Regions from separate parts of the Homo sapiens genome. Here region 2 is linked to region 1. Evidence: chromatin loops called from intact Hi-C (ENCODE). Cell type or tissue: PC-3. All regions are shown on one strand.

What was found. Peaks named below come from ENCODE experiments on the same cell type or tissue, not always from the same donor. Only the 100,000 strongest peaks of a DNase experiment are listed, where the experiment ranks them.
Region 2: a loop joins it to region 1, with 2.5 times the contacts of the local background. A loop is called at or near these places in 2 of 110 quality-filtered maps.

What each region holds. Positions count from the first base shown.
Region 1 is chrX:19,039,265-19,041,764 of GRCh38, reverse strand. ADGRG2 (adhesion G protein-coupled receptor G2) reads left to right here. Exons shown (of 29, transcript NM_001079858.3): 4 at 1,541-1,576. The region is part of intron 2 of LOC101928415 (a long non-coding RNA gene); the gene reads right to left. Among named protein-coding and RNA genes, the nearest start is that of PHKA2, 56 kb to the right of the region's middle. In PC-3, CTCF peaks have their summits at 1,173 (motif pointing left) and 1,192 (motif pointing left); no DNase peak of the experiment used is centred here.
Region 2 is chrX:19,173,623-19,176,122 of GRCh38, reverse strand. No RefSeq gene overlaps it. Among named protein-coding and RNA genes, the nearest start is that of ADGRG2, 52 kb to the right of the region's middle. In PC-3, no CTCF peak of the experiment used is centred here; a DNase peak (open chromatin) is centred at 1,272; H3K27ac peaks cover 1,794 bases.

The sequences.
Region 1 (2,500 bases):
AGAGATACAGAAGAACAGAGACTAAGGAAGAAGTAACTGCAATTAAATTAGGGCACCAAAGCACCTAGCCACTTGCCTACATTTGCCTTGTTGGCTGCAGGGTTATTGGGGAACTTGGGCACTCATTCAGTCCTGCTTTCGAGCCGAACTATGATTTTAATTATCCCAGAAAACAATCAGTACCCTACCATCATTTCAAGAAAATAGGCTCCTGGAGGCTACCAGGTATGTTTCACTGTGCAATGTTAGTTTGCAAACATACTTATTCTTTCCTATTAATTGTATCTCAAGATAACATTGTAAAAATATCCCTTTGTAATTAATTTTTTTAATGTATAAGATAACACCCCATGTGGGTCAGTATTTGGGGATGTAACACTTCTAAAGGGTAGTATAAATTGGTCCAAGTTTTCTCTAGGGCATTTTGCAAACAACATTTATGGAATTTCTGAAAGAAATAGCCACATATGTATGTAAAAATTTAGCCCAAAGGATTTATTGCAGCATTGTTTGTAATCATGAAAAATCATACACACCAAAATGCCCATTAAGAGGAAATTTGTTATATAGATAAATAGTACATACAACAATTGAAGTGCTATTCAGCCATCATAGATGGTGTTGTGGAAAATTGTTTGATGATATAGAATGACGTTCATGATATATTGTCATGAGAAAAATCAAGTTATAAATATTTTTGTGTGATATAATCCTTATACATACATATATATACATATAAACATATATGCATGTATCTGTATATATGTAAATATATACACATATAAACACATGCATATATCTATATATGTAAATATATATACACACATAGAGAAATAATATATACTAACATGTTAATGTCATTTTTCTCTGAGTGGTGAAATTATAGATGGTTTTTATTTTCTTCTTCTTGCTTATCTGTAATTTCTCGTTTCTCCAATATGTATGTATTATTTTCATAGATAGAAATATAGAATTACTTTTCTTTTAAGAGATCTGAGCATTTTCCCCAAATAAATAACTCAGCAGCTCTTGTAGTTTATAAACCCAGAGGTGTCTGATCTAGCTTAACTCATAAGAAAGAAATGGCTTAATAGATATAACGTCTGTGCTCAAAAGCAGCACAGTTAATGGAAGTTTAATTTATGCAAACATACACGTTAAAAAGTATTGATTAGGCTGTTGAAAATAATAGTAAATTAACATACTGCCCTCTTTTGGTAGCTATTTGTAATTCAGCTTACGTTCACTTCCATTAAAGATGTTAATCTCCTACAAATGTGTGCATAAATTAAACTAATTTTATCTTATTTTTTAAAATAAATTTTATTGTGCACATTTGAGGTTTATAACATGATGGGATGGAGTACATATGGATAGTGAAATTGTTACAGTAGTGAGGCTGATAAACATTCACATACTTTTTTTTAGTGACATGAGTAGCTGAAACCTACTTATTTGACAAAAAATCCTTAATATAGTACAATTTTATTGATTTTAGTCCTCATGAAACTAATTCTGAATCACCTCTTTTCCTCAACAGAAGATACTGATAATTCCAGTTTGTCACCACCACCTGGTAAGTTGTTTTTTTAGAACTCTGGGGAATTTCAGGAAAATATTATTCTGTAAGTTCTCTATGAAACATGGCATGTAGTCAGGTACAACAAAATTGTTTTCCTCCAAGAAGCTTAATTAGGTCATTAAGCCTACACCTGAAAAATCAATGCAAGCATAGACCAGAGGACAGTCATATTGATCCGTCCATATTGCGGGACAAAGCCAGGCAACAAATCACAGGGGACTAAATTGTTAGTTTTCATTACAGTAATTACTTAAGTTCAGCAGTTATTTTTAGTATTCTAGTTCACAAGTCTCTTGAAGAGTATCAGGAACATAAACATGCCAGATGTTTTTACATTTAAGGGAGGAGATGAGATGAGATGTTCACTTAAATATACACCCTCAGTACCTCCACTGAAAGGATATTTTTCACTAGGATTCTAAGGGCCCAGCACTCACCAGAATGGGAAGGCAAATACATTAGAACCCAGATTGGCAAGTGCCTGGAACAGAACCTGAATTCGAGACTGCTAGCTGGAATGGGACCTTAGGGATAAAGTGACCCAGCCCTGTCCATTAGTTGATGAGATAATGAAGCCTGGAGTGGCTGAGGAACTTCTCTAAGATCACACAGCTCCTTGCTCCACATCACACAGAGGCAGCACATGGCTTCTCTGACTCCTACTTCTGTATTCTTTTGGGTACACCATCTATTCCAGAACAATCTTTTATGATGGGGAGTGAGTCAACTCACATTCTTTCTGTAGTTGTGTGCAAATGAGCTTCTACTGTTATTGATTCATTATTTAAATCCAATTAATCACAATAGCTATACTTCTCATGCACTACTATGTATCTGGAAGCCTTCAGACATCTCCTCGTTCTCCTCTCAGTCTTGCAGCATAGGAAATATTCGTGTTATAGATGAGGAAACTGGGGC
Region 2 (2,500 bases), 130 kb before region 1:
TAAAAATAAATTAAAAAAAAAATAGCCGGGCATGGTGGCACACACTTGTAATCCCAGCTACTCAGGAGGCTGAGGCAAGAGAATCAATTCAACCCAGGAGGCGGAGGTTGCAGTGAGCCGAGACTGCGCCACTGCAGTCCAGCCTGGGTGACAGAGACAGACTTTGTCTCAAAAAAAAAAAAGGAAAAAAGAAAACTTTCCAAGGGCTTCTGCCCTCCACAGATTTATGGACACCTGACATTTACCCAAGTTGTCAGAGAACTGTGCTCAGGGGAATTCTTATTTTGAATCAAATGCCCCAAGTGTATTTTTACTCTATTGTCCAAGTTTGGGTTCCCCATTAGAAGCAGAAACTGAGTCCCTCCAGGGGACCACACCAGCCCTGGACTGACTTCCTTTGGACATTTTTTTTTTAAACATAAGAAATGAATATACTTCTATCTTATTTAAGGCCCAGTTATTTTGGATTTGTGTAACTTACAAGTGAACTGGACCCTAAATGATTTGGAATCCTAGCAAAAGTGGAAGGATCCTGAGAATAAATGCAACTCTGAGGCTGTAGCAAACACTCTGAGGTGAGCCAGGGAGACTGAGGTCTTTGCAAGCCAGGGGGGCAGGAATGAAGTCAACAAAGTTTCAGGAAGTGGGCTGAGCCCAAAAAGAGCAAAAAGAATGTTGGGGACAAAGCGAGGAGCACCTTCTACACCTTGACTTTATTAAAGATGGTGCATAACAGTAGTCTGCCTTAAAGGGATTGTGGCCAATTAGACATCACGGGCAAGGAGAGGGGAGAGGGAAGGAAGGATGACTCCGGGTCTGTGGCTTAGGAACCTGGGTGGCTAGTGCTGCCATTTTGAGAGAGGGCCCTCAGTGGTGGAGAGAGATCTGGAGAGGTAAGTTTTAGACCTGTTGGGCCTCACGGGAGACCCAAGTGGAGGCATTCATTAGGCTGTTGGGTCTAGACTCCATGAAAGAGAGCAGGGCTAGAAATCTCAGTGTGGACCAGCTGGGCTATAGATGGGCTTTGGTGACAAAAGATGTGATTGAGGTTGCCAAGGAAAGTATGTGGGATGAGAAGACAATAGCTAATTACCAACATCTAAGTTGGCAGGGATGTGGGGGAAACAACCAAGGAATCTGTGAAGAAGACTGGGAAGAAGTGGCAAGAGAAGAGGGCAGAAAACAAGTGGGGTGGGGTGTTCTAGTATCCACGGAAAGGAAGCGAGTCAGAAAGAGTCATCAGTGATGTGAAACCACACACAGAAATGTCTAGTAAAGCAAATACTGCCAGTGCCCCACCCACATTCCCTCGGCCCTTACCAGTGTGTGCTGCCAGACTTCCAACTGCTAGAAGTTGCATTGCTTCAACTCTCTTTCTCTGGCTTCCAGAGCCTGCTCTGTCCATGGGCATGACAGGCTGGAAATGCCAGGGAATGCCCCCCTCCGCCAAGCAGCCCTCAACCAACTCTTGACAGAAGCTGGTGTAGAACTACTCCAGCCCCCTTGCCCCTTGGGTGACCTAACTCTGAGATACGTGTTCTGCACCATTTCCCAGGGTTCCCCGCGGGATTAAGCCTCGCTTGCCCATCGTGATAACTTGTTAACAACACACTGTGTTGACTTCGTTTCCCTTCCTTCTCATTTCTTCACTCCTTTACCAGTGTTTCCTGGGGTCACCTCCCAAATAAATGACTTACAGTCAAATTCTTGTCTCAGGTTCTGCTTTTAAGGAATCCCAAACTAGAATATTTAGAAAGATCAAGCCTGAGAAACATCCCCTGAATCTGACAGTCGGTTTGATTGGTGAATCTGAGGGAGAAAGTTGAAATGGTGCAGAGGGAAGGATGTTGCTTTTCAGGGAGATTTTTTAAATGGATAAGAAATAAACGATGGAGAAGACACTTCAGACGCAAAATGACCCACAGAAGAGATAAACAGTGGCGACATCATATTTCACTTCAACAGGATCTCATTCCCCACTTCCTAATAGCACCCTAATAGTTTGAGGGGGCTCACCTTTCTCCCACTCTGTCTTGTCTTGGAGGGTGGTGGTGTCTGTCTCCTCTGGTGGATTTTAATGAGCCAGCTTCCTCATCTTGATGCCAGCAGGTGACCTATGCTAGGGGACCATGGGATGCTTTCTCCCCGGTTTTGGAAGCCTGAGTGATATAATATGAAGACTGGGCAGGTCGCGGTGGCTCACGCCTGTAATCCCAGCACTTTGGGAGGCCGAGGCAGGCGGATCACGAGGTCAGGAGATTGAGACCATCCTGGCTAACACGGTGAAACCCCGTCTCTACTAAAAATACAAAAAAAAAAAAATTAGCTGGGTGTGGTGGTGGGCACCGGTAGTCCCAGCTACTCGGGAGGCTGAGGCAGGAGAATGGCGTGAACCCCGGAGGCAGAGCTTGCACTGAGCCGAGACCGTGCCACTGCACTCCAGCCTGGGCGAGAGAGCGAGACACCGTTTCAAAAAAAAAAAAATGAAGACTGGTTAGAG